Regions from separate parts of the Mus musculus genome. Here all the other regions are linked to region 3. Evidence: chromatin loops called from intact Hi-C (ENCODE). Cell type or tissue: heart. All regions are shown on one strand. Region 1 overlaps Vwa3b (von Willebrand factor A domain containing 3B). Region 2 overlaps Inpp4a (inositol polyphosphate-4-phosphatase, type I). Region 3 overlaps Zap70 (zeta-chain (TCR) associated protein kinase). Region 4 has its middle 24 kb from the start of Cnga3. Region 5 overlaps Cracdl (capping protein inhibiting regulator of actin like). Region 6 overlaps Cnga3 (cyclic nucleotide gated channel alpha 3). Region 7 overlaps Inpp4a (inositol polyphosphate-4-phosphatase, type I).

Evidence for each region. A loop is a pair of places that touch in the nucleus more often than their neighbours do. Peaks named below come from ENCODE experiments on the same cell type or tissue, not always from the same donor. Only the 100,000 strongest peaks of a DNase experiment are listed, where the experiment ranks them.
Region 1: a loop joins it to region 3, with 5 times the contacts of the local background. A loop is called at or near these places in 7 of 42 quality-filtered maps.
Region 2: it touches region 3 in a loop (2.1-fold over the local background); 2 of 42 quality-filtered maps call a loop at or near these places.
Region 4: it touches region 3 in a loop (3-fold over the local background); 5 of 42 quality-filtered maps call a loop at or near these places.
Region 5: it touches region 3 in a loop (2.1-fold over the local background); 7 of 42 quality-filtered maps call a loop at or near these places.
Region 6: it touches region 3 in a loop (9-fold over the local background); 35 of 42 quality-filtered maps call a loop at or near these places.
Region 7: it touches region 3 in a loop (2.8-fold over the local background); 4 of 42 quality-filtered maps call a loop at or near these places.

What each region holds. Positions count from the first base shown.
Region 1 is chr1:37,130,555-37,134,554 of GRCm38, forward strand. All of the region lies in intron 14 of Vwa3b (von Willebrand factor A domain containing 3B), which reads left to right. Gm37020 (a long non-coding RNA gene) reads right to left here. Exons shown (of 4, transcript XR_865351.2): 3 at 3,371-3,494; 4 at 1,719-3,158. Among named protein-coding and RNA genes, the nearest start is that of Gm37020, 18 kb to the right of the region's middle. In heart, a CTCF peak has its summit at 2,091 (motif pointing left); no DNase peak of the experiment used is centred here.
Region 2 is chr1:37,382,833-37,386,832 of GRCm38, forward strand. Inpp4a (inositol polyphosphate-4-phosphatase, type I) reads left to right here. Exons shown (of 26, transcript NM_030266.4): 18 at 507-539. Among named protein-coding and RNA genes, the nearest start is that of Coa5, 45 kb to the right of the region's middle. In heart, no CTCF peak of the experiment used is centred here; no DNase peak of the experiment used is centred here; H3K27ac peaks cover 1,192 bases.
Region 3 is chr1:36,782,629-36,786,628 of GRCm38, forward strand. Zap70 (zeta-chain (TCR) associated protein kinase) reads left to right here. Exons shown (of 13, transcript NM_009539.3): 13 at 1-192. Among named protein-coding and RNA genes, the nearest start is that of Zap70, 23 kb to the left of the region's middle. In heart, CTCF peaks have their summits at 126 (motif pointing right), 2,194 (motif pointing right) and 3,936 (motif pointing right); a DNase peak (open chromatin) is centred at 2,233; H3K4me3 peaks cover 1,094 bases; H3K27ac peaks cover 1,009 bases; H3K27me3 peaks cover 670 bases.
Region 4 is chr1:37,193,016-37,197,015 of GRCm38, forward strand. No RefSeq gene overlaps it. Among named protein-coding and RNA genes, the nearest start is that of Cnga3, 24 kb to the right of the region's middle. In heart, a CTCF peak has its summit at 1,726 (motif pointing right); no DNase peak of the experiment used is centred here.
Region 5 is chr1:37,636,965-37,640,964 of GRCm38, forward strand. Cracdl (capping protein inhibiting regulator of actin like) reads right to left here. Exons shown (of 10, transcript NM_028096.1): 3 at 897-1,065. Among named protein-coding and RNA genes, the nearest start is that of 4930470B04Rik, 15 kb to the right of the region's middle. In heart, a CTCF peak has its summit at 2,426 (motif pointing left); a DNase peak (open chromatin) is centred at 2,357; H3K4me3 peaks cover 241 bases.
Region 6 is chr1:37,248,883-37,252,882 of GRCm38, forward strand. All of the region lies in intron 3 of Cnga3 (cyclic nucleotide gated channel alpha 3), which reads left to right. Among named protein-coding and RNA genes, the nearest start is that of Cnga3, 32 kb to the left of the region's middle. In heart, CTCF peaks have their summits at 1,990 (motif pointing left) and 2,190; no DNase peak of the experiment used is centred here; H3K27me3 peaks cover 241 bases.
Region 7 is chr1:37,399,906-37,403,905 of GRCm38, forward strand. All of the region lies in intron 25 of Inpp4a (inositol polyphosphate-4-phosphatase, type I), which reads left to right. Among named protein-coding and RNA genes, the nearest start is that of Coa5, 28 kb to the right of the region's middle. In heart, a CTCF peak has its summit at 1,970 (motif pointing left); a DNase peak (open chromatin) is centred at 2,009; H3K27ac peaks cover 646 bases.

The sequences.
Region 1 (4,000 bases), 350 kb after region 3:
TGCCTCCCAAGTGCTGGGATTAAAGGCATGCGCCACCACTGCCCGGCCGTCATTCTCCTTCTTGTATGTAGAGACCTAGAACTGTTATCAGGACAAATCAGAGATATGAACAACTCTTGGTCTGAGGAGACTACCCTCTGAGAACCGAACCAGACAAAAGGACCTCAGGGGACTGTGCTCTGAGATCACCCTATACTAATGACAACAACCTGGTGGGGAAAGAGCTGCAGACCCTGTTGGAACAGTTGCAGGAGTTCCCATGCACAGCAAACCTGCCGACTTTTAGACAGAGGTTCAAAACAATTCCAAGAGGGAAAGACCACCTTTTCAACAAATAATTGGAACAACTGACAGTCCTCAGGCAAAACCCCAGTCTAAGTGCTGATCTTCACACACAGAGAGCACGCATGCGCAAAGTAAATCACAGGCTCCAATATATAAATTATAACAAATTATATAATATTTGTTTCCCTGTCAGCTACTCAGAGGATGAAATACAATGAAATAAACCCTGGCTTATTTTATATTATGTACTTTCTAATGTATTATCACAGTAACAGAAAGTAAACTAGAATAGCTAGCCTGGGAACTTTAATGAGACCCTGTCATAAACTTAAAGTGGGGCTGGGATATATAAGTTGGTGGTAGAGTAGTGGCCTAGCATGTAGAGTACCCAGGGTTCAAACCCCAGGGCTATAAAAACAAACAAAAAGTGTCCATCTAGAAAACCTGGGAAACACATCAGACATTCCACTGAGGAGGCCCAACAGAAGTGGGAAAGAAGCCAGGCCAGGAGGCCAGATGCCACCAGCACAGGCCAGGAGGCCAGATCCCACCAGCACAGGCCAGGAGGCCAGATCCCACCAGCACAGGCCAGGAGGCCAGATCCCACCAACACAGGCCAGGAGGCCAGATCCCACCAGCACAGGCCAGGAGGCCAGATCCCACCAGCACAGGCTAGAAGGCCAGATGCCACCAGCACAGCCCAGGAGGCTGGATCCCACCAGCACAGGCCAAGAGGCCAGATGCCACCAGCACAGCCCAGAAGGCCAGATGCTACCAGCCTTAGAGGAATACTACCTAAGCTACAGCACATGTCACTCCATGTCTGTCAGAATGGCGGAGAAAACTACATGCTGGCAGGTTGGGGAGAAACAGGGTCACTAACACATTGTTGGCTGGAGGATAAAATACAAGCCACATTGGAAAGCAGTCCGGTGGTTTCCATCAAAGCCAATGTTTAATTGCTGTAAGACCTGGTCCTTGGTGTAGCGGGCATGCATTTCAGAGAATGAAAGCTTGGATTCATATAAAGTATAGGGAGCTCTGCATCTATCAAAGCAATGGAGTTCACAGTTAAATGGTTTCCCTCAAGGTGACCCCGCCCCACATGGCTTCACTGCTGAACTGTAGAGAGGAGTAATTAATATCAGTTCAAGTGCAAGGACCTGGGTGTGGCCTCTGAGATGGGGAGAAAGATGATCTTGGTGGATAGGTTCTTGTAAAACTCAGAGAAGAGGGAGTACTTCCCCATCGTCCTGTAAGCCTCTAAGATGGCTGATATTCCTCAGCTACAAATATGCAAAAGTTGAAAACCAAATTTAACAAACCAAAACAAGTATATAAAACATGTGACACACCCTGGCCATGTTGGATTTAGTGCAGAGATGCACACAACGCTAGTTTAACATTTGAAAGTCAACACATAACGCACTATATCGGTACACTTATTTTTAATGTTTTTTTGTTCTATCGTTTATTTTATGTGTATGAACATTTTGCCTGCATGTGTGTCTGTGGACCACATGCATGCCTGGTACTCTTGGAGGACAGAAGAGGGCACCGGATCCCTTGGAACCGGATCACAGACGATTGTTCCTTTGGAAGAGCAGCCAGTGCTCTTAAGTGCTGAGCCCTCTCTCCCATCCACTATTGTTATTTTTATTTATTCTTTGACAATTTCACGCATGTACACATCCTCTATTATTTCCTTTGAACTCTTCCAGGCCCTACCAACCCACCTCCCTGATGACAAATAGCTTCCGGAGTCCAATCAGTGCTGACCCTGTGTGAATGTGTATGGGGCCATCTACTGGGTCACGAGGTTAACTGCCAACAAATACCTCGGCTTATTACAGACAAAATAGAAGTTAAGGCTACGGGGAAGGCTCAGTGATTAAGGGTGCTTGCTCCTCTTCCAGAGGACCCAAGTTCAGTTCCCAGCACTCTCGTGTCAACTGACAACCAACTAGCTCCAGTTTCAGGGGATCACACGCACTCTTCTGGCCTCATGTTGTACACAGACACACAAGCCGGTAAAACACTCGTAGTTAATAACCATCTCGGTTTATACATCATGACAAACTTTTTTACCAGGTTCAGTAATAACACATTTTTGTAACAATCAAATCCTCCAACATCAGACAAGCTGCAAGGATGTTACCCCCGCTGCTCTGGCCCATCTTCCCAAGGTCCCAGTTAGTGCATCAGAAGCACAAGGAACGGAGGGCACAGGGTGAGAGGAAGTCTATCGTTATCTTCATTCAGCTTCGTCATCTAGGTAGAAAATCTGATCACTCTACCCAATCATTTACTTCTAGCCAGAGTATAAGTCATAAAAGGAAATGTACAAAACCCAACTTTGTTTCTTCCTAATAGCAAAGAGTAGACAATTAAATAGACCTCACTGAAAATAGCAGCAAAAAATAACAATAATAGTGATAATAGAAATAATAACTGTATAAGTAATAATAATAATGATGATGATGATGATAATGATAATAAAAACTGTATCAGAATATGTGAAAGACCTTCACATGGACCAGGAAGAAGCCCAGCTGAGAGGTGTGTTCTGAGTGTGCTAGAACACTTAGCAGCATTAGGCTGTACATTCTCTCCAGTGGATCTGTCAACCCAGTACAATCCCAGTCAAAAATCCCAGCAGGATTTTAATGAGCATTAACAGACTGGATGATGGGTCAGTAGGTCAGAGTCCATGTTCTATGAGGACCCAAGTTTGAATCCCAGCACTAATGTAAAAAGCCAGGCATGGCTGCAGGTGCCTGCAGCTCTGGCATTATGGGACAGAGACGTGTAGATCCTGTGCCTTTGCTGCCATCAACATAACTGAGATTCGAAGTCTCTGATTCACCGAGAACCTGTGTTCAAGACAGAATATAGAAAGGGTAGAAGACACCCGAAATCAATGTCCCACCCTGAGCTCTGTGTGCCTGCATCTGCACAATCATATGCATACACATGCACACACATGCACACACATGCACACACATGCACACACATGCACACTCATGCACACCCATCAGCAAACTGACCCTATGGAAAGGCAAAGGATTTACAATTACCGAAATACCTTTTCTGAAGAACAAGTTGGAAGACAGGGTCTCCCTGTGTAGCCCAGGCTGACCCCAAACTCTTGGTTCTCTTACCTTGGTCTCCTGGAGGCTAAGGTTGCAAACATACGCCACAATGCCTACCTGAAAAAAATAGTTTTAGATAGGTTATAAAAATTATAATCCATAGACTAATAAATTGGTCATTTGGAATAAATCAATATTCAAAGCTTCCTCGCTGAGAAGACTGCTGCAATCCTGAGAAGAAACCCTGTGGAACAGGAGGGAAATGTTTTCAAATTTTGTGTCTACTAAATGGCTTACACCCCGAATATTAAAACATCCTCAAAACCCAATAATGAGGAAACCCAAAATGTGGGCAAAATTTTTAAGCAGACATTTTATCAGAATCCCACCAAGGAAGATTCAGAGCCAGGAGGACCATGGCATGAGTTCAAGGCTAACCTGGGATATATAGCAAAGCCATGTTTTAGGGGAAAACAAGACATTAACAAAAGAATATGTGCTTGGTAATAACATGAAAGGATGCTCACTGTGATTAGCAACATGAAACCCACGTTAAAACCACAAGTAGACACTATCATGCAGGTGTTAAAATGGCAGAGACTCAGCCACCATCTGTGCTGTAT
Region 2 (4,000 bases), 600 kb after region 3:
GGTTTGAATCGTTGGGCCTTACCAGTTTAGAGCTCAGCAGTAGATCCTGAGCTCTGGGTTCCTCAGTCAGTCAGGGCAGTGGGCTCCACAGTTGGCAATGCATGCTAGGTTGGTTAGTTTCTCTCATTGATGTTGTAAGCTAGCATGGGGCTCCATTTCTGCATCATCATCAGTGTGGCATCTGGCATTGTGTGTTGTCAGCGTGGCATCTGTGACATTGTGTGTGTTGGCTCAATCATCTTGAAGATCATTTTATGTTGAAGTTTTAGCAACATGGATATTGACTCTGGTGAATAACTTGTTCACTACTGAGAGGGCTCAGTTGCTCCCAGCAGCAGGAATGCCCTTGGGAAACTGGGTAAGAGGCCTGAGCCCCGGGGCCTCTTCTCCATGTGCTGAACCACCTTGCTGCAAGCTGCTAATGCAGTAGCTCTGAGACTGAGCTGCTCATGTTTGAACTGTGTGCTGCTCCTTAATCATCCCTGTTGCCCTCCATTTCTGTGCAGATTGCAGCCCCCCTCCTGAAGAGTCCAGTCCAGGTACGTGCTTTGCGTTCAAGGTTCCTGCTGCTGTCTTTTAAATGCTCAGGTAGTGCTTGTAGCTCAATTATCAGAGGTTGTTGTGTGTTCCTGTAGTTAGGAGACTATTTCAGCACTTCCTTTGTTTGAGGTGGGACTGGGGACTATGCCTGAAATGGCCACCAGGCACGCTGTGCTTTTCCTCTGCGCCCTGAAACCTATGTACTTGGTTTATTTCTGAGTGCACTGGGCTCCCTGTGGTGGGCGATCTGATTTAGAAAGCTCCGTGTTTGTAGATATTCCTTGTACACTCATTGAACTTTTGCACGAAGCTCTTGAAAGCACAATTGGATGATTCGTGTCCACTGGGAATGTGGTGGTGCAGCTTCCTATGGCAGCTTCTGAATGCGACACAGCTTTAGAACTCTTATCAGACATTGGGTTGGGTCTTAGTTGGGATTATTGTTGAAAATGAAATCTTTCTGCTACATTTCCCTGGAGAACTTAAGGCCCCTGATTCTACCTCAGGGGTTTGCGAACTTCATTCTTGAGCTAAATCCTGGCCATAGCCTGCATTATAACATTATATTTATTGTCTATCACCTGTTTTCAGTTAGTGCTGCGGAGACTTTTTGGTTCTCCTGTTCTATAAAGACTACGGTAGATGCACCAAGCCCTGATCTAGTTCCTGACAGGCTTCCTATATACAGCTTGTGGTTTTCTCACAGTGTGCATGCGCCTTTCTCCCCAAACACATTTTTACTTAAAAATCAGCTATATGATCATACCAAAGACTGCATGTTTCTGAGTAGGTATAAGATGGAAAGACAGCTGTGTTACATCTAGAGCACAGCAAGTGATGGGCACAGGATTTACAGAGAGCCATTTCTGCCCACTGGCATGGTGTGCACCAAGCCAGTGTCCAACCAGCTCATCCTTCCTCCCCGTTTGCTTCGTAGTCCTTGTTCTCCAAACATCAGTGTAGCCACCTTGAGTGGGTCTTAGATCCCGGGGTCATGGAGGAGCTTTGGGGTCACTCAGCCTTAGTGGATGCAAAGCTAACCCTGCTCTTGACTTGCCTGGTGTCTGACTCAGCCAGAGCCTTCAGATAGTGGGTTTCACAGAGCCTCAGTGATGTGGTAGTCTGGGGCCCACGGCCAGTAGTGAGCCTGTGGTGGGAGTTCAGGCTTTTTCTCCACTCTGGTTTCTGTCAGCACTCAGAAGATGCCTGGTTTGTGGAACTCTTATCCTCTTGGGAAGCACTGGCAGCTTTTCCACAATTGATGTTAGAAATGGTTCCCTGCCAGCAGTCCTGTACTGCATATTTCATCTGTATTAAACACACACAGTCCAGAGGCTGGAGACATTGATTCTTTGATAGGAGTAAAGTGCTCACTGTGCACTCAAGAGGATCTGAGTAAAAAGCCAGGAGTGGCAGAGCATGTCTCTAAGCCCAGCACTGGGGAGGAAGGTCAGAAGGTCAGGCAGTTAGTGTGCATCAGGCTCACGGAGAGAGTAAGGGGCTGGGGGTAATAGAGAGGATGATGAACATCAACTTCTGATTTCTACCTGTGCACAAATGGATGCTCACACCTACATGTGAGGACATAGATGCATATACTACACAAGCATATAGACAAACATACAGACACATACTCTGTCTCTCATTCCTTGTTCATACTAATGGGTTAATTTTTTTTTTTTAAAGCAGCCTGTAGGTGGAAAGAGCACTTGAAGCTGCTACCTAAAGTAGTGTGGGCCATGGGCTGTCAGGCAGCAGCTGTCACTAGGTAGCAGGTAGCTGAGGAGTTTGCTGCAGAAGCGGGACAGCTGCAGCACGTTGGACATTGCTTAGCTGACCTGATTCAACAATAATAAAACAATATAAAAGTACTAGTCATCACTGTCTTTCCTTTTGAGGTAACACATTGAAAACCCTTCACCAACTCCAATATCCCAGCCAGCTCTAGGTAGATACCATGTGCTACCATTGAAATCAGTTTGGCTTGGAATTGTTTTAACTTGTGTTACTACTCATATGTAAAACACGTAGTACCCCCATCTCCTGCTGCCTCCTCAGTAGAAGCAGGCTGACTACTAAAGATAACGGCTCTGAGAGTCAGGCAGGTGTACACAGATGTCCATTCTGTTTGTGTCTTGGGATGGCTCTCAGCCTCCACACCCATGTCCTCTTTGTGTGGAGAAGACAGGAAGGTTTGAGAAATGCTGGCAATGGTGGTTGGTGCCTTTACTGGACTCTGGCCATCTAGCCTTGCCTGAGACTACCTGGGAAGATGTCAGATCACCCTCGCAAGGATCAAACCACCCATTTTCCAAGACAAGTACTGAGTGCCTTTTAGCCATTTCTTCTAGACTCTTCTTTTTCTAGTTTAGCATATAATTCATTGTTATATGAATTTCGTTTTTTGTTTGTTTGTTTGTTGGTTTTTTTTGTTTTGTTTTGTTTTTTGGTTTTTTTTTTTTTTTGAGACAGGGTTTCTCTGTGTTGCCCTGGATGTTCTGGAACTCACTCTGTAGACCAGGCTGGCCTTGAACTCAGAAATCTGCCTGCCTCTGCCTCCCAAGTGCTGGGATTAAAGGCATGCGCCACCACGCCCAGCGATGAATTTCATATTTTGGAAAAGAGTAGTTAAAGTTAAAAAGTTGTGCGAGGAGTCTTGGCTTGGTTGAACAAAACAACTTGTCTACGCTGCTTATTTTTAGGTTAAAATAACCATGGTTATCCTATACTTGTGTAAAGGTGATGAATGGAAGAGCAAAGTAAAGACAGCTGCATTTGACCTGAGCACTCCAGTGCTTACTGAAGAGCAGTCTTTGGAGGACAGGGGATGGTGCTAGGTTGCTTTTATTTTTTGAGGTTGGAGATGTATGTAGCCCAGGCTAACCTTGAACTTGTTATCCTTCTGCCTCAGCTGCCTAGGTCCTCCTGGAGTTACAGGCATACATTACCATACCCAGCCATGAAGCAGACTCACTGACTTTACCTTTCCCAATAACGTGCTATACCCCCTGGTTTTCATTGCCCATTTCTGGCAGAATCTGTCCTTAGAGCTCTTTAAAGAAGCAGGACACTTGGTGCCCGAGGAGTCCAGAGGGAGAGTGTGGTCTGGGCATCTGTCTGGTTTTCTCTCTGATTTTCCCAATAAGGTCCCGTGTGGCTGAGGGGTCAGGGCCTTGCCTGCGTCTGCCACCACACAGCAGCCAGGCCTGCAACTCATATTTTCCACTTCTTAGTCCAGTGTTCTTTGTCACTGTGTCAGGTTTGCTAAAGACCTTCTGTCTTAGATTCTAATTTAAGCCTGGCCTTTTTCCCATTACAGACAAAACCCTTGTCCACATATAGTGTGCCTGCATATCCAGTTAGATCATTTCCAACCCCAGACTGTTCTGTGTGCTGAGGCCGGCTGCACAGTGTGGGCAAGTTCCTCCACGCATTCTTGGGAGTTCAAGTGCTAGCCAGA
Region 3 (4,000 bases):
AGGAGCCCTATCGACTGTCCCATGTGATTCGCCCCGCCCCATGGGCTGGGGCTGATGGGATATTGGTAAACATCACCAGTGGGCTGAGAGGATGTGTGCTCCCAAAGTCTACTTCCGCTGTTTCTGAGTGGGAGCCCAGAGTCCTCCAGGGGTCACTGTCAGCATCAGAATAAACTCCACTTCTCTTGGCTGAGTATTCTCATCTTCCCTCGACCAGGGCCAGGAGCCTGGGAAGGGCTGGGCAATTGAGTGGAACCAGTAAGAAAAAAACGTAGCAATCTTGTCAGTAGGTCCAGCCCCATGGGGCCCCATGGAAGATAAGGCTGTGGAAGGGTTATCATCAGGGGAACGAGGTGTCAGGGCAAACTGGGAAATGGAGGCCAGGGTGGGTTTGAGTGCTAAGGGCTGTGTATGTCAGGGGCCTCAGCATCCCAGATTGGACACCATGGGCTCTTTTGTAACAGCTACACACCAGGATCAATCACCTGGAGAGGCTTTTACAGACTACCTGCTCCCCTCCCCAGCCAGCTGAAACAGGTTTTCTGGCCTCTTTAGGGGGTCCTCACACCCAGTTCTTATACTTGTCCTGACTGGGTTGTTGCCAGTGTCTGCCCCACACCTGCCCCGGCCCGCCCCCACAGTCACAGCTAGTCCATATCCCCAGGGTCAGTTCAGGTAGAGTCCCACTCAGAACTCCCCAAGTCTTACTGCCTCAGTTTCCCTACCCAAGAAATAATGGAGGGCATACCCCAACAGGTGAGGTGAGATGGAGTCAGGATTCTAATGGTTCGACTGTGCCTGCCACCTGTGCCCTCAGCGAGATTGGCTCCTCCCTCAGCAGCAAATCAGTGCCTCCTTCCCTTGGCCAGAGTGACTTGGGGATGGCAGGGTGCGGGGGTGGGGGGGCATATCACACTTAGAGCCAATGAGAGGTGAGATTTGCTGGGAATTCTGGGGAAGTAAAGTTTGTTGTTATTTGTGGTGGAAAGCCAGATGCTCTGGGAAGGTTCTGGAAGTTTTGTGAGGGTCACAGGAGAATTGTTAAATGGGGTTGAGGGCAGCGAGGAGCCCCGGAGCCTTGACACACGCACATAGGGTCAGCAGGACAATGCTGAGACAATAACGTTAGATCCAGTACAGAGCTTAATTTGGTTTAACTATTAGTTTTCATTCTGTACTCCTAGGTGCGTGCGTGCGTGACGGTGCGCCTGTCTGCCTGCCTGCCTGCCTGCCTGTCTGTCTGTCTGTCTGCGTCTCAGGAGTGAATTGTACATGCTTTCAGGTGTCTGGGAAGGCCAAAGGAGCTGGAATTTCCTGGGATTGTGATGTCTGACACAGGTGCTGGGAATCGAACTTGGTTCCTCTAGAAAGGCAGTAAGCACCCTTGAGTGCTGAGTACTTCCCTACTCTGCCTCATTTTGTGTTGAAGATTTACTGACGGGGCTGAGATGAGGAGGTTATAAGTTGCAGGCGAGCCTGGGTTCCATAATGAGATCCTATATCAACAGCACACACTCCAAACAGGCAAAAAACAAACAAAACAAAACAAAAAAAAACTCAAAAAACCAGAACAAAACCAAGCGAAAACCCCTTAGCAGTGCCTTGAGAATAGGGAGATATGCGTTTTTCATTAGAAGGTGACGTTACTACTGCATATGTAAGCTGTATTACTAATTCATAGACAATATTAAAACTTAAACAGTCTTTAATCTCTTTAAAACTAATAAGTTGATCAAGAAAGAAATTTCCTCAGTGGTAGGATTTTGTGGCTGCTGGAAATGGTTTCTTTTGCAAATATTTCAGTTGCATTAAAATTCACTTGTTATTGGATAATTATATATTTTAATTAATTAATTAGTTTAATGCATGTGAGTACACTGTCGCTGTCTTCAGACCAGAAGTGGCATCAGAGCCCATTACAGACAGTTGTGAGCCACCATGTGGTTGCTGGGAATTGAACTCAGGACCTCTGGAAGAGCAGTCAGTGCTCTTACCCGCTGAGCCATCTCTCCAGCCCAATGACACATATTATTGCACAAACGTTTAAGAAAATAAATACGTTTTTGTTTTTATTTATTTTATCGTCTGCATCACTAATTGGTTTGGTATTAAAACATCCACGTGGGTATCTAGTACACTGGGAAAGGCTTGGCAATGACGGAATCCTCTGAAGAGGTTGTAGTTCTAAAACAATGCCACAAGGTGGCGCCACAGTAAAAGCAAAGGTGGGCTCAGTTCCTGGCACAGGGCGCTCACCTGTCCTTATTCTGGCAGCTTCTGGCTAGGGAACAGAATCCAGACTCGCCTCTGATCTTCAGCCGTCAGTTCCGCCGCCTGCAGAGGGTTCACTCCAGGCCGGTTTGCAGGATGCTTCTTGCCAGCCTCTGGGACCCGGGCTCCGCACCCTCTCGCAGAATACATCCAGGCTCTTGCGCCTTTGTATTTTAGCGTAGCCCTCTGCTTTAGTGTGGCACGCTTTTTTGCTGTTTATAGATTTAGCCCCAGTTGCCCCGGGGGCAGGTTGTTTAGCCCTCCCGTGCCTCAGTTTCTCTATGGGCGCGTCGACTGAAAAGGGAAAGTAAATGTAGAAAAACCAGTGGGAAGATCTCAAAGGTACCGGGAACTACAAGGACGCTTAAAGCCCTGACGCTTGAACCTGGCTTTAGAGAGAAACCCTCCCATTTTCTCTGCCACCAGCAGCCAGGAGGAGGGGGAGGGGCAGCAGCAGCCTAGGAAAAGCGCAGAAGAATGGTTCAGAGTAAGGACTGAGCCCACCGCCGCCCCACGAGGCTGTACGGAGGGACATCTTTCTTTGTTCCTTTCCAGTATCATCTGCTCCTGCAGCCCCGTCCCTCGGTCTCACAGACTTCTCTTAACCACAGGTTCTGCTTTGCCTGTGGATGTCGCCCCTGATCCAGCAAGACCACGACATTCTGTAGCTGATGGCTCCTGCCTTGTACTCGCAGCCTTTACATGTCCGGAGAAGAAACGACTGCGTGACTCAGTCACCATTCAGTTTCGTGGCTTTATTTTTGCACCTGTAAATGTTTTGCCTGCACGTACGTCGGTGCATCCCATGCGTGCTTGTGACTATAGAGGTCAGAAGAGGGTGTCAGGTCCCCTGGAGCTAGGGGTATGGATGGTCGTTGGCCACCTTTCAAGTGCTGGGAACAGAACTTACTCCGCCTGCTCCCCAGCCCCCTCCCCCGCCCCCGTTTTCGTTTATTTGTTTTTGAGCCGGGGTCTCCTGAAGTCCGGGATAGCCTAAAAGTCTGTGTAGCTAGAGGCGACCTTGAACTTCTGTTCCTCTTGGCCTCCACTTCCTGTGGTGGGATTACAGGCAGGGGCCAGCATTCTTAGTTTTATGGGGTGCAGGGGAATGAACCCCAAGTTTTGCACGTACTAGGTAAGCTCTCCCCCAGCTTGCTCAGTTTCTGGCTCAAGCTGGCCTTCAACTCATGCGCTGTCTGCCTCAGCCTCCCGAGTGGGTCCCCAGTCTGCACTGCCCATTAGGCTCACTGTTGGGATCCCACAGCCTATAGGGATGGGACAGGGCCTCAGACCAAGTGGGTTTGGAGGTGGCATGGCTTTAGGGACAGCTATTTTGGACTTGGGCTCTGGGGGAAACTGGGGACTTATGTCTGTAGCACCTGTTAAGCTGAGAGTCTGAACTGGGTGGAGCCAGCTGATGAATAGATACGGTGGGCGATCTGCAGGCCCCACGGCTCAGGACTCTGGTGGCTGATTTGTGGGGGGTGTAGGGCTGGGTGGTGACATGTCTCACCATGTGAGCTTCTGGCATCTCCTCCTCCACTGGGTCTCCACAAGCACACACACATGAACATGCATATACCACACATGTACCACACACATGAGAAACGCGTCTATTTTTGATGTTGTATATGCATGTCAGTGTGGATTTGCGCACTTGAATGCAGTGCCCAGGGAGGCCAGACGAGGGCGCTAGAGCCCCTGGAGCTGAAGTTAAAGGTGGTTGTGA
Region 4 (4,000 bases), 410 kb after region 3:
GATTCCATCCCATAATCAGCCACCAAACGCAGACACTATTGCATATGCCAGCAAGATTTTGCTGAAAGGACCCCGATATAGCTGTCTCGTGTGAGACTATGCCATTGCCTGGCAAATACAGAAGTGGATGCTCACAGTCAACTATTGGATGGATCACAGGGCCCCCATTGGAGGAGCTAGAGAAAGTACCCAAGGAGCTGAAGGGGTCTGCAACCCTATAGGTGGAACAACAATATAAACTAACCAGTACTTCCAGAGCTCATGTCTCTAGCTGCATATGTATCTAAAGATGGCCTACTCGGCCATCATTGGGAAGAGAGACCCCTTGATCTTGCAAACTTTATATGCCCCAGTACAGGGGAATGCCAGGGCCAAGAAGTGGGAGTTGGTGGGTAGGGGAGCATGGAGGGGAGAGAGTATAGGGGACTTTCAGGATAGCATTTGAAATGTAAATGAAGAAAATATCTAATAAAAAAGTGAAAAAAATTAAAAATTGAAAAAAAAAAAGAAAGAAGAAAATGTTGGTAATGATCCTGAACATTTTTTGAAGATTTGTTTATGTGTATGGGCATTTTGTTTGCAGGGGTCTCTGTGCACCATATATGTGCCTAGTACCTATGGAGGATAGTAGAGGGTGCTGGATCCCCTGGACCTGGAGTTACATATGGTTATGAGCCACCATGTGAGTGCTAAGAACCGAACCAGGGTCTTCTGAAAGAGCAGCAAGTACTCTTAAACACTGAATCATCCGTACAAGAATTCTTGGTCCTCAGCTGGCAAGAGGCCTCAGCCAGTCTCCAAAATGAAAGGCTCTTTTTTTTTCTTTCCATGTCCCCATAATTGTCTCTGTTTTTCTATCCTGCTTTAATTATTGTTTCGAAGGTAGCTTTGCCATTGTGGAGACTTGCACACGGTCCCTGTGGAAATGCTGCAGTGCCTTAAACCTCTCCCTGGGAGCGTTTGGAGGCAATATCTAACAAACTTATTCACAGTCCCCAATGCCTCTGTGAATGTTTCTGTCCTTCCAGAAAGTATGGACATGATTCTCGGCTGCTGGGAATCTGTATTAGCCCTACTCCCTGCGTAGGCATCTAGAAACCATGGGAGGTGATCATTGCAGTCTGCATCTACATGAGCAGACAGGTTCCACATCTGTAGATTTAACCAGTCTCAGAGAATACCCAGGAAAAGTGCATCTATACTAACATGCACAGACTTTGTAATTGTCGATTCCCCTGAAGAATACAGAATAACACCTGTTTACACAGCACTCACATTGTATTAAGAATTGTGTCATCTAGAGATTTTAAATCTCCCTATAGGAGGATGGGCACAGAATCCTGTACAAATATCACATCATGTCTTATAAGAGACTTAAGCATCTGCAGAGTTTTGTATCCATAAGGGTCCTGGAACCACTATACTGAGGGACCACCTTCAGTGGAGGCTTGCAGCTTTAATCTGTCTCCAAATGGCCCTATTGACTATACGGACTTGCAAGCCCCACTTCCAAAGACACACAGTCAGTCTGAGGTGAGGCTTGCCTTTCCTTATAGCTACCATTTCCTCTGCCCTATGTGAGCTCTCATTCCCCTGTTCCTGGGGAAACTGAGGTTCCCTTTTGGAGTGTTTAACCTCGCTGATGAAAGAATCTAGAGTTGGAATAACTAAGATGCTCAGGGGAATTTTATTAGAGTTTAAAAGAAAAAGAGAGCAGAGGTTAAGTCCCAGCCACTAGGGGGAGATGGGAAAAAGTCCTGGCTCTTAGGATAGCTACAGAACTATCCAGAAATGGAAATGAGATGGGAAAGCAGTCCAGGAGTAGGTGTGGGCTCAGGGCCTGACGAATGAGTCCATAAAGCAGCCAGAAATGTGTGTGGTCATTTATTACCACCCACATACACACACACACACACACACACACACGCACACCGGCTGCCCCAGTTTGTAGTTTAGGACACTGTCTCATACACACTGTTCATGAGATGATGTCATGTCTTCTGCAAACTGGATCCTTTCACGTGCTAATCTTGATTTACTTTTTGCCAGAGTACTGAAAGGACCAGGAGCTCTTCTGGGGAGGTTTTAGCAAGTCCTTCCTGGAGACCCAGGACCTGAGCAGGTGATTAGAGAGGACCTCCAGTCTCTGAATGGGATTTTCCCTCTCAGGCCTACGCTCCTGGCCCTCCCTCCCTCCCAGGTACCAAGAGAGTTCAAAGGCCTCCAAGCCTGAGCCTGCTCTATTTCTAGGCTCTCTAGCCTGTGGTCTAGTTCTGTGCCTTCTTTTTAATAAAGGGGGATTCACTCATTAAAAACCCACCAGGCTCTCCATCCTGTGACATCACTTTCAAAGAACTCAGGAGGGTACGGATACAGAGCATCTATCTACGTAGAGTAAAATTTGGATTCCAAAAAGTGGTCATCAGTGAGTACAAATTAAATGTATCACTTAACCTTGAGCTAGTCAGCCCTCATTCTAAGTTTCCCTTCATTTAGTTTTTTCAATGGACAGGTCTGATGAGTGGACTCATGTATGGGAATAGATCTAATGCTGTTAGTAATGAAGAACTGTCTAGATCTGCTTCCCATGTTCTTCGCCCCCTTCTTTGACAAGAGAGTTGCTATGAATTTTGTGTTAATAGTAATCCAGGGTCCAGGCAGCATCCAGGTAGTGAGGACACAGAGGAAGGAAAATGATGATGGAGATATTCTTATCCCTATGGGCAAATGGAAGCCGTGGTGTTGGGGTTAGGGGGAACAGGGAGGGGGAGAGGAGAGGGGAGAGGGGGAGGGGGAAGGGAGGAGGGGAGAAAAGGAGGGGAAGGGGAGAGGAGGGAGGGGGAGGGGAAGGGGAGGAGGAGGGGAGGGGAGGGGGAGAGAGGAGAAAGGAAGGATAAAGACTGAGGGAGGTGGGGGGGGGGGAATAAAGACTGAGGGGTGGGAGGGGTGGAACAAGGGAAAACTGGCAGAAGCAGAAACAATCAATTCTCACCTCTTGATGAGAAATCAGAACTCAAATGGAGATGGAAACTTCACAAGCAGCACTTCCCAGAGAGCTCAGTGGGAATGTAAAACACCCCATCTCCTTGAAGATCTGTCATTCCTTGTCCTACATCAGATCAAACGTGTGCGCTGTGTCCACTTGTAGATAAGTGGGACACATTTAAATGTCACCTAGGTCTCCGGAATGAAAAACTGGATGAGACATTTCAGAGGATCTTAGCCGCGTCCCACAGAAGCCCCTCCTTCCCATGCTCAGCCCTGCTCGCTCAGGCAGGAGGCAGGAGGACCTGGGGAGAGGGGAGATTAGTGAGCCAGACAAAAGTCTCATGCAAGAGCTGGCTTTACTCAGAGCATCAGACAATTTACACTCTGAGGGTTAAGAAGAGTCGCTTGAGTGAAGAGTACAGTCACAAAGGCATATAAATAAACAATAGCCAGCTGTAATAAACAATCTGAAGTAAATCACAAATACACCATACACCTGGGAGGGGCGTGAGAGCTTAATCCAAGAGTGATTCTGGGTTTGTTTGTTTGTTTGTTTGTTTGTTTTTTTAAGAAACAGAGGTCAGCTGGGTGTGGTGGCGCACTTCTTTAATCCCAGCACTCGGGAGGCAGAGGCAGGTGGATTTCTGAGTCCAAGGCCAGCCTGGTCTACAAAGTGAGTTCCAGGACAGCCAGGGCTATACAGAGAAACCCTAAAAAAAAAAAAAAAAAAAAAAGAAAGAGAGAAAGAAAGAAAGAAAGAAAGAAGAGAAGAGAAGAGAAGAGAAGAGACGAGAAGAGAAGGAGACAGAGGTCACAAGCTCTTGATTTCTCAGAGTTTTCTCACAAGCCCTCAGATATCTTGCACGACTCCCTTCTTGGTTGGTGTTCCGACAGGCCTCGATGCTAGAGTTGGAAATTCGAGGTGTCTGTGGCTTCTTGGCACAGTGTCTCATCGCAGGGTCCAGAGGCAAATCCAGGTTCCTCTTCATCAGCAGCTCTCAACCTGGTGGGA
Region 5 (4,000 bases), 850 kb after region 3:
GACAGGTCCTTTGTTATTCAGCTCACCCCCCAACCCCAGGCAAGCTTCACCACCCCCAACCCCAGGCCAGCTCGCACCCCTTCCCCAAACCCCAGGCCAGCTCGTCCATGAGCTTCTGGAGCAAGGCCTGCTTCTGCCTCCCGTGTTGTTTCAGGAGCTCTGGAATTACAGACCTACACAGAACCATCTTCCCAGGCATAGCTGTGAACTTCTTTCTGTATATTTTTTAGATTTATTTATTTTATGTATATGAGTACACTGTCGCTATCTTCAGACACACCAGAAGAGGGCATAGGACCCCATTACAGATGGTTGTGAGCCACCATGTGGTTGCTGGGAATTGAACTCAGGACCTCTGGAAGAGCAGTCAGTGCTCTTAACTGCTGAGCCATCTCTCCAGCCTGTGAACTTATTTTTTTTTAAAAGAGTTTATAAAGTTTTATTTTATGCTTTTGAGTGATTTGCCTGCATGTACATACATGTGTCATACATGTAGACTCTCAGAGGCGTCAGAGAGCTCAGAATTAGAGTTACAGATGGTTCAGCCATCATGTGGGTGCTGGGAAGCAAATCACAGTTCTCTGCAAGTGCCCTTAACCACTGAACCATCTCTCCAGCCCCAATTACCGTGACCTTTTAAACGGTTCCCACACCCAGCAGGTAGCAAGTACACAACCAGCTTTCCCCCACCTTTCTCCATCCCTGTGCTTGGAAAAGCTAATAGACACACCATGCACTAAGAGACTCCCAAGGCTCTCACATCACCCAGGTGGGGAGGAAGCTCAGAAACAGACAAGATCCTAAGGCACTGAAGATAAGAGCTCCGGACACCTCCTGTGCCCGGTGTCCCCCTCCTCTTGAGGCTCACAAGCCAGACGCACATGAGAGCAACTTACTCCAGCTCATCTTCAGAGTCATACACGGGCCCCGACTCCTCAACGGCAATGACCTCGCTCTTGGCCGGATTTTGCTTCCAGGCGCTGTTTCCTGTGGGTGAGGGGGATTCCTTTCTCTTCTTCTTCCCAAACAGCTTCTTAAAAGTTTTAAATTTCGACTTTTTCTTTCCTATTCAGATGACAAGAAGAAAGATTAGCGGTGCAGGTGTGCGAGGGACGCAGGTGAGCAGAAACCAGGGGCTCAGAATACTACAGACACGACATATAAGGTCTGCAGCCCTGAAACAAATATTGGTTTCTATCTTTAAAAAAATAATTAAAAAATGCATGTGTATAGATGTGTGTCTATTTGTGTACTTCATGCATGCACTCCCCAAAGAGATGCTGAGAGAGCACCAGATCCCAGGAACTGGAGCTACAAGGTGGGTGTAAGCTGCCACGTGAGTGCTGGGACTCGAATGTGGGTCCTTTGGAAGCGTGGCCGGGGCTCTTAGCCTCTGAACCATCTCTCCAACTAGAAAATGAACCAAGAACTCTGCTCACAAACAAGAATCCAAATCCAAGCAACCCTCCTCTCACCAGGTACCACGTTCTTTGAATCTCTGCAATATGCATCGTAAATACTTCATACACAACGTACACATAACGTCAGAGGAGGTGAAAGCTGTGTGATAATCCAAGTTGTTTTTCCTAATATGTTACTTTTTAAGGATTTATTTTATTTTTAAAATTGCGTGCTGGGGTGGGTATGTAAGAAGAATGAGCAAATAATTGTGGCTGTTGCTCCAGTGGTAAGGTCAGAGTGTGCTCCTCCGATGTCACCTTCATTCCTGCCCACAAGGCCTCTTAGGCCAGAAACCCATGACTGCCCCAGGACAGCTCTAGCCACGCTCTGTCCTTCTCAGAGTATCTGTAAGACCGGATGGTAAAAGGGAAGAGAACCCGAGCACACAGATCTGCCATGTGACACAGCCGACGTTTGCTAAAACTGTCTAAGGCGGCTTTATTAAGTAAGTTCCACATAGAACTGATTTAAGATATAAGAGAGGGTCCTTTTAATTGTCTTTGTGCTAAAGTCCCCTCGGGAACTTGAAATGACCTTGTCTTCACGTGGGGAATAACCTGAGATTCTGCCAGCAAGAGCCAGGCAAATGTCATTGCTCCAGAGGGGACAAGCCTGCTACGGCAGTTTTCTCAATGTCCGATGGAAACTTCCTTGTAAATCAAGGGATGTTTATCTTGCGTGCAGATGGTTCTCCACGCAGAGCTTGTGCTGAAAGTCTCTCGGGAAGTCTTTGCGTTTGACAGGGACACCACCTGGCCTTCAAGTAGTCAACATATTATTAGGTGTCCCTGGAGACCTTCACAAGTAAACAGGCCTCCTGCCTTGACACCCGGGTGCTGCTCAGGGGGTGGGAGCGTGGCTAAGCAGAGCAGAGTGTGACAGCTGAGCGCTTCTATGCCAATGGAAAAACCCAGCTTCTCTCGACCTGGCACCCTCTTCTGGCCACTGCAGGCACTGCATGGATCTAGACACCTAAATCCATGCATGCACACGTACCTCAAGAGTTAATCTTCCCCTCCTAGACTTTGTGACCCAGCCTCTTAAACAGCTACAGGACCGACCCATGTTACTTCTTCAGTCTGTTCTGTTGTCTCACACACATAGGGATTTATCTGCATCTTAACACTTCAAATTTCCTGGCAAAAGTTACCACGGAAACGCACTGCTGTGTCGAGCATCCACAGCACCTGTGGTGGTATGTCCTTGTGCATGCCCCGTGTTAATTATTTGTGCCTCCTTTTTCCTTGGTCAGCTACACCGATGGCTTGTGAAGAGTTAGCTCTTCTAGGGCTCCGGAAGCCAGGTGAGAGCTCTACCCTTAAGCCACACCCCGAGGCCCAGAGTTACGATTTTGTTTTTAAAAAAGGTTCTTTTTTTTTAAAACCTTCTCTTTCTTTGCTAATACATACATTTCAGGAAATACAGTTCCCTCTAGATCTGTTAAGTTCTACACATCATAAAAGTTTGTGTTGTCATTATTCTTTGGTTTGAAGTATTGTCTGATGTCCACAATCATACATTTTTAGATCTATGTGACCTACGGAAAGGCATGTCTTCGCTTCCAAACACTTGGCAAACTTCTACCTCTCCGTCATTAATTTAATTGGAGTGCGATAAGGCACTCTGAAGTTTGTTCTATTCAAATCCGTTGAGACTTACTTTATGGTTTCACGTATTGACTGATTCCATAAACTTCCTATAATGCTCAGGAAACAGGGTATTTTCTTCTCTGTTTTAGAGCTGGCAATTTGGGCTCTGCCATTTTCATTTTGAGTTTATATTTTATATCTGTACTAATTTTTAAAATAAATAAATTTGTCCTAATAATTTGAGAGAGAGACAGAGACAGACGAAGGTCTTATTGACCTTTCTTTAGTTGTCAATTTCTACTTCACAATTTTTTTTTTTTTTTTTTTTTTTGGTTTTTTCGAGGCAGGGTTTCTCTGTATGGCCCTTGACTGTTCTGGAACTCACTTTGTAGACCAGGCTGGCCTTGAACTCAGAAATCTGCCTGCATCTGCCTCCTGAGTGCTGGGATTAAAGGCGTGCATCACCACGCCCGGCCATCTACTTCACAATTTTTAAGGAGTCTATCAGAGGCAGGCAGAGGTCTTTGACAACGCCTCTGTTTCCCCTTTGGGCCTGACAAACGTCCTCTTTAGGTTTGGACTTTCAAGTTGGTAGTTATTTTTCAAATAGCTCGAAGCTTTGTGGTACTGTTAAGAATCAGCCATGACTCTCCTTGCTCCTGTGAAGGTAGATCTCTCTCCTCCTTGGACTTAAGACTCTTAATTTGGCTTTGGCTTTCTACATCTTTCCCAGTGTATTTCTGCTGCCTTTTAATTTATTCATCTTAGGAGTCATTGGGTTTATTTATTTATTGATTTATTCCTTTTATTGATCTATTACTCCCTTTACTCCTCTTAGGAATCATTGGGTATCTTTCTCTCTTTAATTAATTGATTTTTATTTAGGTACATATGTCTGTACACTTGAGGAGCCTGCAGAGGCCAGGAGAGGGTACCAGCTGGCCTGAAGC
Region 6 (4,000 bases), 470 kb after region 3:
CTTTGCCTCTCTCTTTTCCTGCTTACCATCTTCTCCAGACACCAGCAAACCATTCCAGAATTGTTTAATAAATCCATCGCCAAGGGGAGACACACAAGTCTGTATAATTTCTCTGAGGAACTCATATTACTTTTTGTTCTTTGTTTCTATCATCTGGGAAGCCAAGGGGTTTCAGGAAATAAATCCTTTCTGGTTTAATACCCTCTTTCACTACATACTCAAGGGAACAAATTTGGAGTTCCCTAGCAGACCAGTGGGGTGGTTTCCTTCGCTATAAGGATGCATTTTCTTTCTTTCTTTCTTTCTTTCTTTCTTTCTTTCTTTCTTTCTTTCTTTCTTTCTTTCTTTCTTTCTTTCTTCCTTCCTTCCTTCCTTCCTTCCTTCCTTCCTTCCTTCCTTCTCTTAAGATTTATTTATTTCATTTATATGAGTACACTGTAGCTGTCTTCAGACACACCACAAGAGGGCATCGGATCCCATTACAGATGGATGTGAGCCACCATGTGGTTGCTGGGAATTGAACTCAGGACCTCTGGAAGAGCAGTCAGTGCCCTTAACCACTGAGCCATCTCTCCAGCCCCAAGGATGCATTTTCTATGCTACAACCTCAAGGTCCTGAGAACTGAGATCCAGGGAAAGGACCTTGTTTTAAGGCCAGCTTGAGCTAATCTCCAGGGAGCCACCAGAGCCACCTGAGGAGGAAATATCCTTCCCCTGGTGACCAGCCTCTCGAAAAGGTGATCTGCTGTGACGATGTTCTGTCACAGACACTGAGCTGGCAGATGAGTTTGGCGAGTGAGTATCAGGACAAGAGTCCTGGACTGTGTGAGTGAGGGTGGACGTGGCCATGAGTGACCACAGGCATGCATGGGTGACTAGGTCTGTGGCTTCTGCCTCTTAGGGATGCCAGGGCTCCTTCCTGAAGGTCAGGGGAAGCCATCCACATCAGAAGGAAATGGCCAACTGCTTGATTTGCAGTTGACAAAGGGCCAGAGCTTGGTATTTATTTTCTTCCCCATATGTTGACTTTAATTCCCTCCTTGCAAGAAGGGTGTGCCCGGTTTGTGTTAACTATGACAGCAAAGCCATCCACTCAGATGCCACCAATCAAGAAAAACAAAATGAGCCGGGCGTGGTGGCGCACGCCTTTAATCCCAGCACTCAGGAGACAGAGGCAGGCGGATTTCTGAGTTTGAGGCCAGCCTGGTCTACAAAGTGAGTTCCAGGACAGCCAGAGCTATACAGAGAAACCCTGTCTCGAAAAGGGGGAAAAAAGGAAAGGAAAGGAGAGGAGAGGAGAGGAGAGGAGAGGAGAGGAGAGGAGAGGAGAGGGGAGAATGGAGAGGGGAGAATGGAGAGGGGAGAGGGGAGAGGGGAGAGGGGGAGAAAAAGAAAAAGAAAAATGACTTGGCCACAAAGCTGTGGATACCATGAGATGTGCTTGCTCCCTGGCTTCCAGGCAGGGAAAGGCTCTTAGGGATTGGAAGCCATGAGCAGCTTGTGGAAGTCCTCATGCTATGTCCTGTGGCTAGGATGTGGGCAAGGATGAGGGCACTGGTACCGGCTGCCCCAGGGCCCGTTTCATGGACCCACACTGGAAGCCACAGACCAAAGGATGAAACTGAAAACTGCCACCAGATGGGGATGTTTGGGCATAGGTGACGATTCTCTCTGGGCCGTTTCTTTGTAGCTAGCTTCCTATTTCCAGATTTCTCATTTAGTTCTCAAATACGGAATAACTTCTCCCTTTGGGACCGAATTGCTCTTAGCTTAAAGCAGCCATATTTTGCAAGTCTGTATAATGTTTGGGCCAGTGCTGGGTAGATTCAGGGGTGCAGCTGGATAGCACTGGGCTGGGTCCTCAAAAGTTGGGTAGCAGGAGTTTGAAAAGCCAAAACCTGTAACACATACCCTCAAAAGCCCGACCAAAGCAAGCCCAGACTGCCATGTCCAGTGAGCCCAATAAGCTTGTGGGCAGCGCCCTCTGCTGGTGACATTCATTAAGATGGAGGATTTGTCTTTGTGCTTGATTAGCAAATAGAATAATTCTTTGTTCCACTGTCAAAAGATAAAATTATTTTTAATATTTCTTAAGTCCATTTTATCCACAATACTAGAATCATGTGTCTCCAAAACCAAATATGATCTCAGAACTGTAGCCTGTAATGCCTGGGCAGCACTAATGGCTAGGGATTAGATACAACAGCAACTCATTTGGCTGAAGCTTGGCACTTTCTCCTATGAGAGTCAGATGGTCATGGCTAACAGGACGACATTTGCCTGCTGTGACCAGCTGAGGCTTGGCTGTATGGTAAAGGTCCTTTGCTAAATGGAGCTTTCTGGGACTCCTACAAAAGTAGGTTAGAGTTCCATACCTAAAATCTCCTTCGTGAAGGAAGGCATCCTCGGGCTTAAGTAAAATTAAAACGGTTTAAAGAACATATTTATCGACAAAACTTTGAAGTGTTAGGCTGGTGATGACAGCTCACACTGTAGATGGAAATGGTGTCAAAAACCAAGAAATGACACAGTTGCTCCTGCTACAGTGGCTGTTGCTTCCTCCTCTTCCTTCTCTTCCTCCTCCTCTTCTTCCTCTTCCTTCTCTTCCTCCTCCTCTTCTTCCTCTTCCTCTTCCTTCTCCTTCCTCTTCTTCCCCTTCCTCTTCTTCCTCTCCCTCTTCCTCCTCTCCCTCTTCCTCCTCTTCTTTTTCTTCTTCTTCATAAGCACAGGTCATTTGCATAGGGATGGTGCCACCCACAGTGATCTGTGATGCTCCCCTCGCACCAATCATTAATCAAGACAGTTTCCCACAGAGGTGACAACAGGTCCGAATAACCCAATTCAGACTCCTTCAAATGAATCTGGATGTGTCCAGTTCAGTTAAACCTAGCTAGGACAACCAGTTCCAAGGATTGGAAGAGTAGACAGGTTTTTTTTTTTCGTTTTTTTTCTTCCTCCTCCTCTTTCTTGCATGTGCCTATGTCTGTCTGTATCCATGTAGGTGCACACATCTGTGCATGTGGAAACCTGAAATTGAGTCCAGTGTCTTCCTCCATCACTCTTCACTATAGTTTTTGAAGTAGAGACTCTCGATGAACCCAGAGCTCACCAATTCAAAACCAGCTTGCCCACGCATGTTCTCCCTCCTGGGTGCTGGGATTACAGACAGCCGCCATGTCTACCCAGCCATTACATGGGTTCTAGGGATCCATACTCTAGTTCTTGTGCTTGTACAGTGAGCACTTTATGCCCTGCCAGCCAGCTCCACAGCCCTGCCACAACACTGTAAAGCTACATATAACTATGCATTACAGCCAGCAAAGAAACCATGGGACCTGCAGGCCTGCAGCTACAGGGACATTCGCCATCACTACAAACAAGGGAGTGGTGTGGGGTGGAGAAAAAATGGCTCCTCTAAAACCTCCCAAGAGGTCACAACTCTGTGTTGGAAATGGTGAGACCCATTCTTGACTTTCAATTTATAGATCTGCAAGATAAGAGGTTCATCTTTTAAATCACGTGTTCTGATAGCAATGTACGCCAAACAAATTTAACTATTATTTAGAACTCCTTAAGGGTCCTCTTATCTTGGTTTGTTTTATTCTGGTTTGTCAGACAATGTCCTAATTAGCTTCAGCTGTCGACTGGACACAGCCCAGAGTCATGTGAGGGAGTCTGAACTGAGGGATTGCCTAGATCAGTTAGCTCCATTGCAGCATCTGTGAGGGATTGTCTTGACTAATGATTGATCCAGCCCACTATGGGCAGGACTATCCCCTAGGCTGGTGGCCCTGACCTGGAAGTGTAAACTGAAATAAACTCTTTCCTCTCCCAAATTGCTTTAGGCCATGGTATTTGTCTTAGGGTTTCCATGGCTGTGAACAGACACCATGACCAAGGCAATTCTTATAAAGGACAGCATTTAATTGGGGCTGGCTTACAGGTTCAAAGGGTCAGTTCATTATCTTCAAGGTGAGACCATGGTAGCATCCAGGCAGGC
Region 7 (4,000 bases), 620 kb after region 3:
ATAACCTTTAGCCTCAGCGCCCAATGTGATCCCGGTTCTGAGGGTGGCAGCTGCTCTGTGCCCCATTAATTGTGCAGTGTGGAGAAAACCTGCTCTAGTGAGCCACAGATGTCGGCTACTGAGGCCAACAGACAGGGGGCCCTGAGGTGATACAGCAAAGGCCAGGACCAGTGTCCTTCAAACGCATACCCCTAGGAGCCACTATCTCAATGGTACCTCCAACTGTATCCCAGTAGTAATGCAATAACTTACAGCCCAGTCATAGGGCTAATCTATTGATAAAAGCAAAGGCATCATGCTCCTGTCTCCTCTCGGTGGGGTGCACTAGCTGGGGCCCACAACATCCACACAGGAGTGAGCTCTAGTCTCTTTAGAGGCTACAGCATCCTGTCCCAGATTTACCTGTGCCTCATTCTGGGCATGTTTGAAAGTTTTGAGACCTTTTTTTTTTTTTTTTTTTTTTCTGCTTTTTGTTCCCAGTTCTTACCATTAATTGGCTAAAAGAAGCCAGTAACACCCTTGCCACAACTTAAAAAGGAAAAGGAATTGCTATGACAGCTGTCCACAGGGCAAGGACAAAATATAGATAAAATATAGGGAAGCTCTTTGTTAGATTATAACATGGATGGCCTCTGGCCTGCTCTCATTGCCCTTTAGACTCTACTTACGGTGTTCGAAGGCTCGTTTAGGTCGCTTCCCCAGACTTTTCCAAATCCCTCCTGAGTCTGATGATCCAAGACTCACAATACCACACTTCAGTGCATATTTGTGTGTGGCTCAGTTTTCTACTGCGATGACAGAATACCTGAGAATGGAGTAGAAGAGAAGAGGGTTCCGCTCGCAGTCTGCGAGGTTTGGCTGGTTTGTTTCTTGTCTGTGGTGAGGCAGATTCCCAGCAGAAGGGCATGGCCGAGAACAGATGCTCACACAGACCAGGACCCAGGGAGCGATGCAGGCCTGGGGCTAGACCCACCTTTTAATAGCACGACTTTGCCCTCGCTCGAGTAAATAACCTTCCATCCACACTCTGGCAAGAAACTCTTAACTAAACCCAGTGGGCCACATATTTAGGAAGGGACCCTTGAGGAGAAGGGTTCCTATATGAAGAGGGAGGGGCTTGGGGTGAGAATGACTAAAATTCATGATATAAATGTATGAACCTGTCAAAACAAATCTAAGGGCTGTTGAGATGACTCAGTAGATAAAGGGGCTTGTCACCAAGCATGATGGGGACCTAGGCTTGACCACTGGGCCCCATGTGGTGGAGAGACAGAACCAACTCTTCCAAGTCACACAGCCCCTCCCACCCCCGTGGCACATGCATATAAATGCAATTTAAAAGCGTTTAAAGACACATATTCTCCTGACCTGCATCCTCTACCCAGTCCTGTCTTCCACGGTTACCATCTCGCAGTCTGTTAGTTTCCTGATGAAGGCAGAGCCCTTGCCAGCCACTTCTCAGAAGTGAGCATCTTTGATCACTTTGAGCACTGCTTGCATTGGGGCCCAAGCCTTCAAGACATGACCCTTTGGTAGAGGAGACCTTCAGAGCTAGACTGGGACATCACATCGGGCACAGTGGTCTTTAGTTACGTCTTTGTAGATCTCTAGGGATTTGAACCCAGGCTAGTGAGCTGCACCTGCTCAGTGTCCTGGAACATCATGCTTGTCGTCACTGTTGCTCAAAGGCTGGTAGGTTAGGGCTGTTTTGCTCTACTATTTATAAAATAAGGACCCCAAGGTTGTGAGGAAGGAATGACCGTCCTAGGAAATCAACATATTTCATGCTCTCTCTTCTTTCCTTATTCAACCCACTCCTTGTCTATAACCACAGAATTTTCTGGAATCTAAAATCTCTACAGTGGGCACACTTAAGTTTAATGCTTATTTTCAGCAGCTACAAGGCAAAGCCTCTGCCTGTCCTGCTGATCTCAGCACAGGAACAGTGCTTGACACTGCCCCCTGCTGACCAAGACGTGCCTTTGTTTTGGATTACCCACATGGTGAGAGGAGGTCTGTTAGTCACCTGCAAGCACTGTGGCCACAGTGGTGACCGGCCCTGCAGCACATAGAGCCCTAAAGATAGCAGTGCATCCCTGCAGTGGCCTGAGTAGAGGGGAAATTTTGCTTCTCTTGCTGTCTCACTTGTGCCTTATCAGATACGGTAGTAAACGTGAGGCAGGAGCATAGCTGACACTGCAGAAACTCATGCTCCAGCACGCACGCACGCACGCACGCACGCACGCCCCACAGCATAGTAGTAGTAACAGTAATAATTGATCTGTAGTGGCTGCCACATGTGCAACAAGAATTCTGTACCAGGGCCCATTTCAAGCCCCCAGTGAATAGGAACGTGACGTTGGGTCTAACTTCAGCTACTTAGTTCCTGTAAGTCATGTGGGCTAAGCCCAGCACCCACCTGGCTGAGTCCGAGGATAATGGCACAGACAGACGTGGCCCTCTGTCCCATGTGAGGAACTGAAATTCACAAACAGTAGGCCCTCCTGGGCAGCCGCAGTGGCCTGGCAAGCAGCCCCGGCAGACACCGTGATCATCAGTAAGTGCTTGCGGCTTGCAGTGTTCCCTAGCTGTCATAGCTGCAGAAGGTGTCTTGAGCCCCTGCCTACTCGTGTGCACACTGTTCTCTCAGCGTGTCGGCCATGCCCTGGGGTCTGAGTCAGTGTGGATGTTTGTGCGGGAGGGATGTTGCTCCTCAGTCATGTGGTTCCAGATACCATCCAACCTCAAAACCGCTTTCCCTTTTTTGGTACTGGGACTTGAGCCCAAGACCTAGTGCCACTTAGCATAGTTCACCATTGAGCTACAGTCAGCCCCCAGGACATTGTTTCTTTAGCACTAAAAGAAGGAAAGATTGCAAATTTCCACTGTAAATCTGGTCAACTCCATTTGAAGGATCATCTTCTAGAACAGTCCATTTCAAAGTGGGGGACAGGGTTGTGTCACCCCTCTGACACTCTGAGAATTGAGGCAGGTGTGGGAGGACCTGGCCCTGGATTCACACCCAGGTAAATTACTTTTCTTTGTGTGGCTCAAAAGGCAGCTTTGTCCCCACGCCACCCAGGCGTCTGTGAGAAGGTCAAACCCCATGGTTCTTCATGTTCAGCTTGCTACTCAGAAATGCTCATCTGCAGCATGTGGGGCATGGCGGGTGGGCAGCAGGCGGGCGGCATGGAGCTGCGCTTGGCCAGCTGAGAGAGGGTGAACATGGACAACCATCCTTCAGCCTGCGTGTGTTTACTTTGGTGGATGCAGGATTCTTTTCTTATCTTCACTTCTCTTCTCCCCTTCTCTTCCTGTGACTGTGCTGGTTCTGTTTGGTCTTCTGTCCACACTTCTCTGCATCTCCTTTTTCTTTCTGTTGTGGCTCATTCCATTTTTTTTTTTTAATCTTATCTTTTGGTTCTCCTTTCTCCCCATACTTTTGGGGTAAACCCCATCGCATGTGTCTTTTTCTTTCTTTCTTGTTCTTTCTTTCCTTTTCCCCTTTTCTTTTCCTTTCTCCCAACTTTTTCCTTTTCACAGCATTGGAACACGGGAGGTAGTCACCCAGAAGAACTTGAGCGGCCTGGTGCCCATCCGAGACTTAAGGCTAGACCCCAGCCTTCTCTGTTCCATTCCTTTATTAGCTCTAAGCCCCAATCTACTGATTGTGTGGCTCTTTCTGAGCATAGCGTACCTGGTGACCAAATTGCGTTGCAAATAGATATCATTATGAAAAATTAGTCATGAGGCAGACAAAAGTGCCCGAATATATCCAGCCACCGTGTACCAAACTGGACAGAAGGAAGGTGTCAAAGCAAGGTCTGCCGAGAAATATCTCATGCCTTACAGTTTGATGTTCTGTTCTTCTGAATTGTATATACCTGCCAAATTCTTCCATCAAGAGGACTCGTTCATTTCAATTGTGTAGCGTCTTCAGTGCTTGTAACATGTTCTTCTGGTGCCTGTGACTGCAATATTTAGCTGGCCTGGGATTCCT